Regions from separate parts of the Mus musculus genome. Here region 1 is linked to region 2. Evidence: chromatin loops called from intact Hi-C (ENCODE). Cell type or tissue: left cerebral cortex. All regions are shown on one strand.

The links. Hi-C counts contacts between places; a loop is a spot of excess contacts. Peaks named below come from ENCODE experiments on the same cell type or tissue, not always from the same donor. Only the 100,000 strongest peaks of a DNase experiment are listed, where the experiment ranks them.
Region 1: it touches region 2 in a loop (2.4-fold over the local background); 2 of 42 quality-filtered maps call a loop at or near these places.

What each region holds. Positions count from the first base shown.
Region 1 is chr14:78,359,470-78,367,469 of GRCm38, forward strand. No RefSeq gene overlaps it. Among named protein-coding and RNA genes, the nearest start is that of Gm30662, 31 kb to the left of the region's middle. In left cerebral cortex, no CTCF peak of the experiment used is centred here; DNase peaks (open chromatin) are centred at 3,881 and 5,625.
Region 2 is chr14:78,288,938-78,296,937 of GRCm38, forward strand. The region is part of intron 2 of Tnfsf11 (tumor necrosis factor (ligand) superfamily, member 11); the gene reads right to left. Among named protein-coding and RNA genes, the nearest start is that of Tnfsf11, 15 kb to the right of the region's middle. In left cerebral cortex, CTCF peaks have their summits at 1,456 (motif pointing left) and 3,938; a DNase peak (open chromatin) is centred at 1,233.

The DNA of each region.
Region 1 (8,000 bases), 71 kb after region 2:
ATGCTTTTTTAAATGCTTTTTTCTCTAGCTTGTCTGCTCACAATTCACAGGTGACTACAGGGAAGGCTAAAAGTAAAGGACATTCTGTCACCAAAGCTTTTGGGATAGGTCAGATGTGTTCTTTATTGAACTTTCCCAGTGTTCCCGTGTATTCCCACACTATCACACAATTTTAAATGACAGCCCTCAAGGATTCTTAAGGAGTAATTTTGTTTAATCATACATCTTAAAATATGATTGCAAAGGAAAATGAATCATCAGAAATATTTAGGAAAATGCATAAAGATTTATTAACATGGGTTGTCGTTGAACCAACTTAAATTTCAAAGCTATGAACACTATTCATAGTGATATAACATGTCTGTTGATATGTTTTATGAATATATCTATTCTGTGAATCATTTAAATATACCTTGAGGATATGTTATTGTGGTCAGAGTACATTAGGAGGAAAACTGTAAGGTTACGAAATACATATATGACAATCTCACTTTTATTTATTTATTCAGTACTTTAGTTAGGGGAAAAGAATTCTAACCTGCTGGTGTTATAATTATTTCATTCAAAGTAATTCTAATCTTTTTTCTGCATTATTCAAATATTTTCATTATTATATATGATATTGAGACTGGGGGAAGGTGAATCTTTTTCACTCTTATGTCGAACAAGCTACTACCCTATTGCCCAAAGAAGTGGTATATTTTGTACTGCTGAGGAGAGAGAACAATGTTGTATATGCAGTCCTCTGGGAGCTAGGGCTTCCACGCTTGATAGAAGAAACTGAAATGTCTCTGGTTTCCAGATTCTGGCTGAAGTATGCGAGCATGCGTTCCAGCTCCTTATGTTTCAAGCTCTTTGTCTCCTAAGTCTCTTGAATAGAAGCCCATTGACCCTTTTCCTTCATGAAGGAAGAAAAAAGACACACATAGCTGGGTCTGCCCACTTCATTCAAGCACTGATTGTCTACCCCTGAGGTTTTATTAAAGGCCATTGTCGCACCTACCTGCTGCCATGAAAGGGTAGCCTAGACCAGTACCAATGCCTTCCAGACAAGATCCACAATTTGGAAATGAGTTTAGAATCCACAGTCCCCTGCTCCTCCCATGCTTCACATTTCCACTTTCACTCCCATAAGGAAACTAGGGCATGTTTGAGTGAGAAAATGTCCTAGTGGTCATTCCCTATGATACGGAACCCAGGTCTCCTTACCTGGCACTAACTTGAACTTTGGTGCATGCAGATATATACATGCCCCCCCCCCTAGATCTCATTTGGCTACCTATTCTGCAACCAACAATGTCCAAATATAATGGTGTGACTGCAGTGTTCCTATCCTGGGGAATTAGAATCTAGAGAAATATATAACAATGCACGAGTGTGCACTTACTGCTGGTAACAACATAACAGTAATTCTTGGGAACTTATTTTTAAGGCACAGATAAGTAGGGTGGCCAAACTCATCTTCATCCCTGTGCAAAGTTAACGTTTGAAACATTAATGCGTTCTCCCTAAATCTCAAATGTTGTAAGGTATTGGGGCTTAAATAATGTAGTTCTTTAGCAATACAATTATCAGACATTCCCTTTTTCGAAGAATATGAAGTTTAATGAATCATTAAGTTTACTACCATTTAACACCAAGGAACCTAAGATTAGTCCAATTTACCCAAATATCTAGTGTAGTAAACTTACTAGTTTTATGAAAGTGGAAAACATAAGGCTACCAGAAACAAATTTAACCACACTTTTAAAATTACAGGATAATTGCTAATTTTGTGGTCATCCATTCCCAAGCCATAAACTCCAACACAGGAAACTATGAGAAATATAACCACTGGTAAAATTAAACCTGCAATTACAGCAACATTTTCTAGGATATGTTGATTTTTCTCTATTTTGAAACATGCACACAAATATATAAAAATTCTCATTTATTTCTCAAATTTTGGCCTTGTCAGTTCAGTCTGTTATATCATAATAGCTTTAATCAATTTAAGATCCCACTTACAGCCCTTCTTGTTAGCTGACTTTTTAAATTGCCAACTAATCCAAAGATATTAATATACCCAATAATCCTACCCTTGAAGTCACTAGGCAGAAATAAAGAAGCAAGTATGTAGCAAATCTGTATTTTATGCTCAAACTACCATCGGTTTAAGCAGTGACTGTGTTTGCCATGCAGCCTGACAGACTGCACATCTGTACTAGAGTATGACATCTGCTCTAGAACTCTCTCGGGTGCTACTTGCTTCTCAGCCACTACCCTCGAGTTTTTCCACTTGTGAAGAAAGGCATCCTAGGTCTCATTACACCATAATCTAAAACTATTCAAGCAGCTCCACAATTTTCCTCACTACTTGAAGCTTCCAAGATCTTCCTTCCATCACTATGACCTAGAGTTTTTGATCTTCTTTCTTCATCATGACCTTAGCAAACCATGTATTTTATCTGATTCGCATGTGTGCATTGTGTTCCTTCTCTGGGTCTGCAGTGCTTGTCTTGAAGCATCACTTCCACTGACTGGAGCCCTGTCTGATTCTAATGGCACCATACCATATCTAGTATGCCACAGCTGCATCCACAGACTGGAAGTAGGGATAAGGCTAACACTGTAATAATTCGGGTTTTCCATATAACTATCTGTATACAAACCCATAATCTACGTGTGGTTCTAGTGTTTCAAACATTACAGTGTGCTTTTGTAATGAAGAGGGAAAGATGGAAGGAAGCAGAAGATGAGGATAAAGAGGATCAAATAGGGAAAACCAGAGGTTAAACTCTAGTAGCAAAGATGTACTGAGATGAAATCTGATGGTGGCACTTGCTATGTGGCCCAACTGTATTGAACAATTCCAATGTACTAAATTGTGTGATGTATGCTACATGCTCCCTAGTGAGCAAAATGACACCTGAGCTCAGCTTTCTCCAGACTGCAATTTAGTTAAGGAGAAAGGTGAGGGGACAGAGAAGGACATACTCAGTGGGGCCTTTGTGGGAGAGGTGATATCTGAGGTTCACTCTGAAGGACAGGCTAATGTTAACACAAAGGTGGCATCCCGAGCAAAGGAATTGGCGTGTGCAAAAGTTCCATCTCACAGGAAAGACCAAGTCTATTAAAATAATAAGAAGGTAGACCCTAGCCAGGCCATGGTGGTGCACACTTTTAATCCCAGCACTTGGGAGTCAGCGGCAGGTGGATTTCTGAGTTCAAGGCCAACCTGGTCTACAGAGTGAGTTCCAGGACAGCTAGCGCTACACAGAGAAACCCTGTCTCAAAAAAACAAAACAAAACAAAAAAGGTAGACCCTAAGACAGTTTCTAGCACAAGGTAACAGCTAATAATGTCGACGATGGTGAAGGTGGTAGTCAGATTGGTCGCAATGGAAGACAATACATTTTTCTATTGGTTTTTAATTACATTTTAAAAAACTACTTTCTTAGACTTATTTCTTTTGTTTTATGTGTATGAGTGTTTTGCTTGCATGGATGTATAAACACCAGGTTCATGCCTGGTGCCTGAGGAGGTCACAAGATGGATTTGGATGCCCAGGACTGGAGTTATGGATGGTTGTAAGCTACGATATGGGCGCCGGGTCCTCAGCAACAGCAGCAAGATCTCTCTACCTCTTGATTGCATCTTTTTAGCCAACCATAAAGCTGATTAGCAGAAACTTATTTTTCCCCACCTTCCGGTGTATCCCTTGATGAAAACACTTTTTTAAAGTCCAGTTCCTTAAGGACAAGCAAGAAAAGAGCAAAAGAACCAAACGTCTGGGTTCCGAACATCTGACTCATTTCCCTTTTATTTGTGATTTTTTTTTTAAGCAGTACTAGAGGGCTAGTGACTGAACCGTTATAAATGGGAAAAGAAAACAGGATGACTCACTGCACTCCTGTGCTGCCCTAGCTCTTAGGATATAAAATTCTAAGTAGTAAAAGCGTTCAAGATAACCTGCAGAATAGCTCCAGTTTCTCCAGTGCAGTAGCAGAAAAAAGAAAATGTTACTTTTCCAAAGAGAAAAACATCTCCCAGATCACACCCCTTTCAGGCATGACTTTTGAACACTGTCTGCTAATAATAGGGTTGTTTTTCAAAACAGTGTTTTGGAGACTGACATCCATGAGGTTTTTCTTGTTCACCTTGAAGTACATCTGAAATGCCATGCAAATAAATATCATTTTCATGGAGGATTATGTCCCTATCCATGACCATCTCCTGTCTCCTGTACAAATACCAAGGTTCAAAGGATGAGATAAATCTAACAGTTATAAGCACTAGATTCCTACACTCAAAAGATTTCCATAAAAGATGAATGCAGAAATAAAAAAAAAAGCATACAGAAAGATGTGGTTGTTAGCTCTGGTTTCTTTACGTTTACGGGTTGTTTGCTATTGAATATAACATGAGTTGTTTATTCAATACATCTTTCCAGTGGGATAGAACCAAAAAAAAAAAAAAAAAAAAACAGAAAACAATGGATGGAAGCATGGTCCAAAGAAAATGCCATCCATCTCCTCCCAACACCTGGGAAACAAACAGGCTCTCCAGTGGGAGGACTCAGGCATGGGGGTTCCTCCACCCACATTCTGAATATCCTCAAAACTGTGTGTTTCCATGCCTGCTAAGCCGCCACACCCACCCACTGCATGGATAGGAGCTACAGCCTCCTTAAGATTTCCAGTAGCGTCCATAACCATCGAACGGGTGGTAAAACACATTTACCCAGCACAGTCTTCTGTTGTCCTGTCACGTAGTAATGGACACAAAAATCCCTGGAAGTTCCTTAAAAGCAGGGAGGGGCTGGACCTTTTAAATAAAAACTTTGTTTTATTGTTCATAATTAAGCCTGAGAAATCAAAGTCTATAATAATATAGACCTTAATAATTAACATTAATATATATGGATATGAAGCAGGGTAGTTGAATGATCACTTGGTTCAATCATAAAATATCATCAAGAACATACAACATATTGGGATATATGACATTATTCAAAATCTTTTCATTGTTATTTTAAAAACTTCAAAACCTCAGGGTGTGAGTGGACTGTTATGTGGCATCCTTACAAAACTCTCTTAAGCTGAGATGCAGGCAGATATTTGAATGCTGAAAAGCAGTCTCCTTATTTGCTAATACTGTTTTGCAGTTATGGTCTGTGTTTTGTTTTGTTTTGGCTTTGGGTTTTTATTTTTGATTTGTTTTTTGTTTTGTTTTGTTTTGTGTTTTGTTTTGTTTTTTTGTGGGGTGTTAGTTATTAGCATCTTCTCCCTCAACTATTCCTAGCTCATTTTATTCAGGGATTATCCCTCCTCCAAAGGTTACAACTCTAACTTTAACTTTCCTTAAATGCAGGACCCTTTGGATAATAACTGATTAGATGTCTAACTACAACCAGAAATGTAGATCAGAGAATCAAACTGGTAGCTCTGAATCAAATACTTTTACCTGCCTGATCTGCTTTATTTTGTTCTAAAGTGACATTCACTCACTCCTAAGGACAAAATGAATGTTGTGAATACACCCTCTGTAAATGTAAAACATGGGACTAGAGAGATGACTCAGCAGTTAAGGGCAATTGCTGCTCCAGCAGAGGACTCAGGTTTGGTTACCCAAATCTACAGGAGCTTACCATTGTCTGTAACTCCAGTTTCAAGAGATCCAATGGCCTCTTCTGTTCTCTGTGCCACCATGCATGCACATGGGACATATATATGCAGGCAAACACACACACACACACACACACACACACACACACACACACACACACACACATTCCACTAAGGTTACATTAAGTATATGATGTATGTTTTTAAATGTACATTTAGAAAACTGAAAGATACGCTTTTTAAATGGTAGAAAGAGAAAGAAATAGAGAAAAGGAAAGGGAAGGTAACAAGGTTTGGTAGAAGAGGGAGAGAAAGATAGAAAGGAGGAGGAGGAGGAAGAGGAGGGGGAGGTGGGAGGGGGAGGGGGAGGGTGGGAAGAACACTGTGGCAGCCTGCTGACTTCAGGTATGCTTTTCAGTAGAATGTGATTCTTCTGAGCCAGGTATATATCCTATTTCAGATGGGAAGAGAAGCAGCTGCAGGATGAAGAGGCATCTTGTGTGTGTGTGTGTGTGTGTGTGTAGTCCTGTGTGTAATGTAGAGAGGGAGGGAAACTGAGGCTCCTTACTAGTCAATGAGGCTCTTGCAGACCAGGTTAGTAAATTTCACTCTTCAACAGGAAGTCCCTTGGAGTGAAGATTATCAGGAAACAACTTTTAAAAGCCCTGCTTCCAAAGCTTTCAGGTTGAAGTCATCCATCAGCGTCCCATGGGGTTCGCAGCATCCTTGACTGTGAACCAAGCACTCAGAAAAAAACTTTCTGTGTCTTTTTCTGTAACCTAATATACAAAAGGTGTAGAGGTAGCTTGAGTAGGTTGATAGAAATAGAAAATTTGCTACATTTTAACTTTAGGAAGAGAAGACAATAGATTGGAATACAGTTAAGAAAGTGAAAGTGATACTTTATAGCAATAGATAATAAAATAGAAGCTACAGGGCAGGCCTGGTGCTCAAGAGTCATTGGCTAACAGGCAACTGTCTCCATGAGTTTTGCTTTTGTCTTGTTTGTGTGTATACTTTTTGTTTTTTAAAAAGAGAAAGGTCAAAAAGAACATGAGGCTAGGTAAGGACAGAGATGGGAGAGGATCTGGGGAGAGTTGGGGGGACGGAAGGATCATGATCAAAATATATTGTATGGAAAACATTTTAAACTAAACACAGAGCCTGAACCCACTGCACCCACACCATGGGGAGAGGACTGTGTGTACCTATTTCTTGTTGACTTTGACATTGTTATGCAAAAGTCATCCCCACTCTGTTTCACTGGCATTGCAACATGAAAATGATTTTTCAGAGGCTAGAGACACAGCTTGGTGGTTAAAAGCTTCTTGCTCTTCCAGAGGACTAGAGTTTGATTCCCATGCAATCACATTGAGTGGATCACAACCACCTGTAACTCCAGTTTCAAGGGATACGATGCCATCTTCTGGCCTCAATAGGCACCCATACAAGTGTGGCATGTGCTCACAGACAGAGAGACAGACCGACAGACACACACACACGTGTACACACACACACACACACACACACATGCATGCACATAATAAAAACAAATCTGTTTTTTTTCTAAGCCCATTTTTAGAAGTTGTTTCCTTATGGAATGCCAGTACTCGAGGCCTGACCATATAACCAGTCTTGATCTCAATTTTTCTTCTCTTTAGCCCAATTCTATTGTTCTTCTATGGTCCTCTGTTTCATCTGTTCTTGGTCCATGGCAGCGTGGATAGTATGTGTATTAAAATGTATCCAGTGTTATCACTAGGCTGGTTTGCTTAGGTCTCCTTGCAGTTGCATGATAGTATTTATATTCCCCTAGTCTCATTGATATGTGAACATGCCAATCACATAGAACACTGGAAACACTCCCCAGCAGGAAACACCCACCATTTGGGACCTATGAATCTATTCACCATTTCAGCACAAAACAGTGTATACAAAACACATTATGGTGTCCTACAGATAACAGAACAGCAATGACATTGACCTTGCCTCAGAGACACAAGTTGGCATGAAATGCATCTTTTTCTCTTCTTGAAGGAAGTGACCCTTCAGGTCAACCTGAGTGGTAAAAAGAGGCAGCTTTGGAAAGATCTAGAAGAAGAGCATTCTAGATCAAGAGACCATCAATGTACTTGATATCAGAATGCTTCTAACAAAGCTGTGAGAGACCAGACACTATTGTAGGATCTCTGGGCACAGAGGACAAACACTGTGCTTTAAGCAGGAGAGTGAGATGGTGTGAGCCATTCTAAAAGTGTGCCCTGACTGCTGTGGGGATCTAGAGAAGTGGGAAGGGGACAGGACCCAGTCAGGGACTATTGCATCACTGCAGGCAAGGGGTAATCACACTGGGGATGTAAGAAAAAGTCAATCCAGGACATGTTTTGGGGTTAG
Region 2 (8,000 bases):
CGACACTAGACACTATCGCAGCAGTCAGTAGCAAGGGTCTCAGGTGGCTGCCTCCCTCTGCAATACCACAGCAGCTGCAGGGACATCTGGCTGGTTGAACAAGGATTTAACACCCCGCTTGCCAGATATAATACAGGGTTCATACACTTGTTAACATATGTAATGCATTCATTTTAACATCTTAATGATACCCTTCATGTAATTCTTCTCCAACCTAGTTACAAGAATAGTGCATTCATCAGCCAGTTAGCACTTGAATGCCACACTCCCGGCTCTTTCTGGAAATGAATAGTCCATTTCCCACTCCTGCTGGGAAGTCCTGTGGACTTCTACTTGGTAAATAGCTCAGAAATCCTATCTCCTCCTCCCGGGCCCAGGCTGCAGCATCAAGATCCCATCACTCCTCAGGAAGACAATTGCCTCTTCCTACCTAATCTCACAGTCTTTGTGCCACAGACAGATGCATGGATGGTGGCAGGAAAAAGCATCTTAAGTACAAGGGGAACTTGTCCCTCCTCTTCTTGAAATCACTTGGTGACTTCAGGAACAAGTACAGTCCTAAGGTTTATAAGGCCCCCTCACGACTGGGCCTCTGTGATATTGCAAGATAGATAGAGGGAGAGACAGACAGACAGACAGACAGACAGAGACAGAGAGACAGAGAGAGACAGAGAGAGAGAGAGAAGGAGGAGGAGGAGGGAGAGAGAGAGACAGAGAGACACAGAGAGACAGAGAGAAGAAGAAGAAAGAGGAGGAGGACGACGAGGACGAGGAGGACGAGGAGGACGAGGACGAGGAGGAAGAGGGAGAGGGAGAGAGAGAGAGAAGGAGGGAGGAAGGGAGGGAGGGAGAGGGGGGATAGGAGCATCTTCTGTTATTCATAAACCTTTTTCAACCAGACCTATTCATGCCAATGAGATAACTCAAGGGATGGGAGCTGGTTGCCAAAGCAACCAAGTACACGATTAGGAGATAGGAATTTTGCAAGGCGTATCCCACTGTCCTTCCACATCTTAAGACTTAGAAACTGTTTTGGTCAAGGGGAAAACTGGAACACTTGCTATCTGAAGTCTTTGGGTGTAGAGAAAGCAATAAGCTGTTAACTGAGCTGACTGCCTGGCTTCATAGCTCTTCCTCCCCTGTGGGCCACCTCCTCCCTCAAGGATGCTGGCAGCACTGTGGGTAGATGCCGGCAGTACTGTGTGGAGCTGCTTCTGATGGTGCCGGGTGCCAGAACCTGGCTTCCCATTCATGGGCACCATTGATACCTGCTGCTCCTTTTGCTAAACCTGAGAATCTTGAGGAGAAAAGACCAAATCCACGATTGTCCAATTAAAGCAAGCAAGCTGTAGTTTGGGATGCACCACGAACTCGTCAGCCAGATGACTCACCCTAAGTCTCAGGATTCAAGAGAGCAGCCCCTGCTGGCCTCATGAAATTCCTTTTTTTTTTTTTTTAAGAAGAGGTAAGGTGTTCACAGGGGTGAGAGTTGGCTATTATATACATTGTTAGAAAGAATGATAGGGATGGAACGAGGGTACAGTGTACATCACGTACACGGGGTTGCAGTTTACATCAGATTTAAGAAATGGGTGCTTGGTTCCAGATCCTGGGTCAAGGGACTGAGATGCTTATCTTACACACCAAAGCAGACCTGGCCTCCAGGTTCTCCCAGCATCCCTCAGTCCCTAGCTGGCATACTCTGCCCCCAACCGTGAACTTTCCAGCCCAGGGGCTGGGCTGCCCTTCCCTTAGGGGCTCTTCTCTATATAATCCACACATTTTGTTCTCCTCCCTCTCTTCTCTCTCTCTCTCTCTCTCTCTCTCTCTCTCTCTCTCTCTCTCTCTCTCTCTCCCCTTCTCTCTGTTCATGCACACTTTCTCTCTTTAGTTCCCCCCTCTCCTCTCTCTCTTCCAATGGCGACTTCCCTGGCCTCCTTCCCAGGGGCCAGAGAACTCGCCCAAGAGTAGCTTCCCAACAAACCTTTCTTTAATATAATCTAATCTGGCTGGAATTGGCTCATTTGACCAGCGGAGAAATAACTTATCAACAGAAACCTATTCTTAATTACAAATAGAAACCTTAATTTGCAAGGGCTTAACATAGGACAAACAGGAACTTATTTTTAACTGCCTTAAATGCAAAAAGAACCCTTAACATGCAAGGAATATTGTTTCTGTTTTGGTTCCCCATTGACTTGCAAGGTGTATCGTTCCTGGTTTGGTCTTGTACCTAGCCAGAATGCCCTAGTGGTACCTTCAGTGAGTCATCTTTAGGCACAAAGCTTTTTCACCTCCAAGAACTGGAAGAGCAACTACCGTGTCGCTGTACAACCCCTGCCAGAGCAGGACTTAGAATCCTTATCTCGGCTCTCCCTGACCCTAAAGCTCATACCCAGAGAGAGATGGTTATTTGTCCTTAGTTAAGATGGTGCAGGTCCTTAGGTGGAGTCCTTGAGTCCCCAAAGCTAAGACTGTAGAGCCCTCTTCTGTCACCAGAGATGCCCCTCACCTTAGCCCCGGGAGAGCTCTCAGAATGAACACAACTCCTCACCATCCCCATGAGGGAGGGATGAAGTCCAGCAGCTCAGGAAAAGAAGGAGAGGGCAAAGGCAGAAGGGGTTTCTAACCCACTGAACCTGAGGGTCGGACCTCCTCCTGCTCTCTGAGCCAATGCCATGGACGTCTTTGAAAGCTCCTGGTGAAGAACTTGGCCGTGACGGCCACATGGGTACCATTTCTTCCAGGAGTGAGCAGAAGAGACGTTCTACAACTGCTGATGTACTTTCTACACCGAGAGCCCGCCCGAGGAGCTATGCGTCCTTGTTTTCATAAAGAAGAGTGATGCTTTTCCTGGAAGGGCAATGGGTACTCTGGGAATAGAAAATTAGTTTTTATTGTTTAACCTTCATGGTTTAAATGAGGAAGCTTCTGCAGTGGTTAAAGGTCTCCTTGGGCTTTGATTTAGCAAATGCCTTATGACAGCGGTATTAGTCTTCGTAAAAGCCCAACTTTAAAGTGTCTTCTATTATGCTACGCATTTTTAAAGGGGAGGGGGGGTATGCAGGGGCTCAACGGAGGAGTGTGGCGTGCCTTTGCTTTGCTGTGTCCACAGCAACAAGAATGCCAGCCATACACTAACTAGCAGAGCTTTCTACATCACCAAACACCGCCTCCTCACAAAAGGATGGCTTTCACAGTCTCCCAGCCCTGTTCGTGATACTCTATGAGTAGGAGTCCCAGGGCAGCCAAGATGTCAGACCAGCCGCTGCAGACACTGAGGAGGACAATGGAAAGAGGCCACCAGAGAAAAGCCCCTAACAGGCTCACGGCTACAGAGAGAAAGCTGCCCTCTGGAAACAGACTATACTGGAGACCCACAACCCTAACAAATCTTATGAGTGTACAACATGACTTGCTTCTGATAAGTGACTAGCCGCATGTGCTGACTTGTTTTATGTCAACTTGACACAAGGCAGAGTCATCTGGGAGATGGGAACCTCAATTGAGAAAAAAACGCCTCCCTAAGATGGACCTACAGGCAAACCTGTAGGGCATTTTCTTAATTAGTGATCAAAGGCCCAGCCCCGTGTGGGTGGGACCATCCCTGGGCAGGTGGTCTTGGTTTCTATAGAAGGCAAGTGAAGCAAGCCATAGGGAGCAAGCCAACATAGGGAGTAAGAAGCACTCTGCTGTGTTTTTCCTATCAGCTCCTGCCTCGAGGTTCTAGCCACTTCTAATTTCCTGCCCTGACTCCCTTCCATGACGAACACTCATATGTAAGCCAAAGAAACCTTTTCCTCTCCAACTTGCTTTTGATCATGGTGTTTCATCATAGCGATGAAAACCCTGCCCATACACAACGTGACACATAATTCAGGATAGATATGGGTTAGTCACTCATTAACTTTGTGCTTCAAGTTGTATTACCACATGCCTGCCACTGGGGGCATAAATAAAAGTCACGGGTCCTTGAAAAGCTCACCTATGGTGAGCCAGGCCCAATCTGGGTGCATATACCTGGTGTACAGATAAACTCCATGTGTATCCGAGACGGCCTCCTGATTACACAGGCAGGTGGGCAAGCGTTAGTGGGAGCCTGTTTTGAGAAATGCCTGCACTTCATTTTGAGAGACAATTGGAAGAACAACTAAACAAAATGGGCCGGAAATGATAAAAGAGCACACACAAGAACCCTAATCCATCCATTTATTCATCGGGTAACATCCTGCTTGGATGTTTTGTGAGGAGGCAGAATCCACAGCTGGCCGCCAGTCAGGGAAGAGTTGGTGGGCAAGAGTTAAACCATCCTCAGGCTCCTAGCTTGGTGACGTAATGACTAAGCTGTCCACTCGAGAGGGTGGACCAGAGGTGTGGCTGAATGGGCATATGGAGAGGAGTTCGTGTTCTGGAAGAGTCTTACCCTTGGCATTTTAAATTGGTGTTTTGTTTTGTTTTGTTTTGTTTACCACAGCCATTGCTGTGATCACCACTTGGTATTCCCAAAAGGCCAAGACCAAGAACTGGAGTAGCCTCTTAATAACCAGGATGCTTCCTAGAATGGGCTTCCTCTAGACCTTGAACTTCAAGCTCAACAGGCACTCCATATCAGATCATCTCTGATATAGATGATTCTCTCCAGCTTCTAATACCACCCTTCCACCAACCAACTCCATTCTCTTTATCATATTTAATTTATTAAACAAAAAAGGGCTGTTCTGTCCATCCGTGGCTCTTAGCACTTAGGCTGGTTTGAAGACATCCTGGGGTCCATCCTTCTGGCTATCAAGGCAGAACCTCTAGCCAAGGCACTGGGAGGTCTTAAGCAAGGGCCCCAAGGTCACTGAAGATGCAGCTATTGTAAAACACAGCCCCCAGACACATATTCCCATCCATTCCACAGGTTGCCACTCTCCTCGAATTCACGAGCCAACCCACTCCTTAGCAACACAAGCTCCATTAAACCTCTGAAGTTAGCCCGTCATGAATACCCTCCTCTCGGGTGAATGCTTCTAACTCTGTTTCTTCCAAGATGCCCACTCAGAATTTTCTCTTCCATCCTGGGACACCCACAGCACAGATCAAAGCTCACCCCTGGCATCACTTACTGGTTAGTTCTGGATTGCAACCCTCCTGGCTCTGCCTTCTTCCCTGAGATTGAGCACACACCACCATCAGCCTTTGTTGAGTGAATGACAGTGATGGTTCTGTGGTTTAAATAAGAATGTCCCCCACAGTCTCCTGCATTTGAACACTTGGTGGCACTATTTGTGGTGGTCTGGAAGGGACAACCTTGCTAGAGGAAGTATTTCACTGGAGATGGGCTTCAAAGCCTCCTGCCATTCTCATCATGCATGCTCACCCCTCCGTGTGTGTGTGTGTGTGTGTGTGTGTGTGTGTGTGTTACTTATGACTCACACTGTGAGCTCTCAGCATCTGGTACACACTACCATGTCTGCAGCATGCTGCCAAGCTTCCCGGCTGTAAATCAGCCCATCATGAATGCCTGCTTCTCAGGATCTGGAAGCCCAAGCAAACCCTCTCTTCTGTAAGTTGCCTTGGTCATGATGTTTTATCACAGCAAGAGAAAAGTAAGTACAAAGCTTTGGCTCTGTAGGAAATCTCTGTGGATCTTACTCCAGATTTCCCATGAAGACAGCTTTTATACACACTAAATATGACTGAGGTTGGTTGCAATTCTCAAAACCACGGTGGCAAAGGGGGGACGGGATTCTACTGGAAAACCACTACATGACTAACATCTCGATTTGAGAATGCCAGTGACCCAAACTCAAACCTTCTGGGCTTGTGAGAAACTCTCATAGGACACATATTCTTGAACACAAAAGCAAAGAGGCAGTAAATGGAATTTAAACTTCCCCCTTGATCCTTCTTTTGTAACTAGGAAGCCTAGGAGAAATTTCATCCACATAACAACTCCAAAGTCTCCAGGCAGCTATAACCTGTCTAAGATTTCCAGTGATTTCTATTTCACTTCAGTTGAAATTTAGGGGAAAGGCTTTTTTTAAAAATTTTATTCTATCATCTATCTATCTATCTATCTATCTATCTATCTATCTATCTATTCACTTATCTTTCTATCTATTTACTTGAGACTTAGCTCTGACTGTCCTGGAACTCACTATATAGACCAGGCTTCTCCTGAGTGCTAGGATTAAAGATGTATATACAAGCCTGTCTCTAGGCTTCCTCCTTCCTTCCTTTCTTTCTTTCTTCCTTTCTTTCTTTCTTTCCTTCTTTCTTCCTTCCTTCCTTCTTTCCTTCCTTCCTTTCCTTCCTTCCTTCCTTCCTTCTTTCTTTCTTTCTTTCTTTCTTTCTTTCTTTCTTTCTTTCCTTCTTTCTTTTCTTAAACTAGGCTTCTTTCTAATAATCAACATTAGAATCCTAAAGGATCAGAGTTCCATGAGGAACAAAAAAAAGAAAACAACCACTCAAAATGAGGAACATTCTGGCTTTGAGTAAATGTTCTCAATCTATGAAATCTAGCTGAAAACAGCAGGCAGCCATCAACATTCCTGACACTTCCTCTTAAATCCACTTTTCAATCTCCCTGCCATGCTGTCTCTAGTTCCCTACATGTGAACTTTAGAAAATAAAATCCTGACCACCTAAACCTTTCAGGCTTGTGTTAATCCTTGATCCATATATGTGTGTATCTATGTGTGTATCTATGTGGGCGTGGGGAGGTAGATAGGTGTTGTATATCAAGAATCACAAGCAAATGGCAGTTCAGGTAGAAGACAGAGGTCTAGCCTCCCTTGCTGCAAGGCGTGGTCTTCTAAGTCCTGCCTGTTAGCCAACGGGATATCATTTGAAATGTAAATGAATAAAATGATTAATTAAAAAAAGCGAGTGAGGAATCTACCAGCCTCTGTATATACAAGCAGGGCAAGCATACATAGACACAATTCGTGCGCACATGTGTGTGCACACAGGCACACACATACACACAGTTCACAGTTTAAAGTCTAGCTTTGAAAAACAAGCACAGGGGCTGGAGAGATGGCTCAGCAGTTCAAAACACTGGCTGTCCTTCCAGAGGTCCCCGGTTCAACTCCTAGCACTCACAGGGCTGCTCAGAACTCCAGTTCTAGGGGCTCTTGCTCCTTCTTCCGGCCTTTGAGGCCACCAGACACACATAGACATACATGAAGACAAAACACCCATATAGATTAAATAAATAAACGGACAGACAAAGCAGCCAATAGCCCTTTGCTGTGGAGCAATGGGCTATGCATAGACAGGCTGGTCTCCAGTCGAGCTGAGGTCTGAACCCGGGGGATAATTCACCTACATGGGAAGGTAGGCGTTTCCTCACGTCTCCTGGAACCCTGGCTCCTGTCGAAGTTACTGCCCCCACAGCCCCCACAGGAGAATCGTGGCTAGTAGTCACGTAGGCAATGTCCCAAGCTTCTGACCTTCAGGCTAAACTCCTCCCAGTCACCTAGCAACAACAAGATAAAACAGCCCACTATAAGAGGGGCTGCTTGGCCCCACCTCTCTCTCTCTCTCCTCTCACTCTCCTCATCCTTTCCTAGTTCTCTCTTATTCTCTCTCCTCTCACTCTCTTACTCTACTCTCCCTCTTACTCTCTCCCTCACTTACTCTCTAAGCTTTCACCTCGCTCTCTCTAAACTTTCTTACTCTCTAGCCCTTCTTCTCTCTCTCTCCTTTCCCCCTTCTCTCATTCTTGGCCATGGCCAGTCCCTCTCTCTCTTTCTGCCTTCTCTCCTTTCTCCCTGCCTTTCTACAATAAAGCTCTAAAATCATAGACTGTCTCTGTTCATCAAGGCCCACTGTGCTTGGATGATGGGATAGGCTTTCTCCTAATGAGCCATGTCTAACCTCCCATCAGAAGGTCTTCCTGTGCTCCAGCCACAGACCGGACTAAGGACTCTCGCCTGTGTGGGAACCTCTCTCCCTCATCCCTCTCTCCCGTATCCCCGGGACCCTGGTATCGGGGGGCTGCCCCTTGTCCA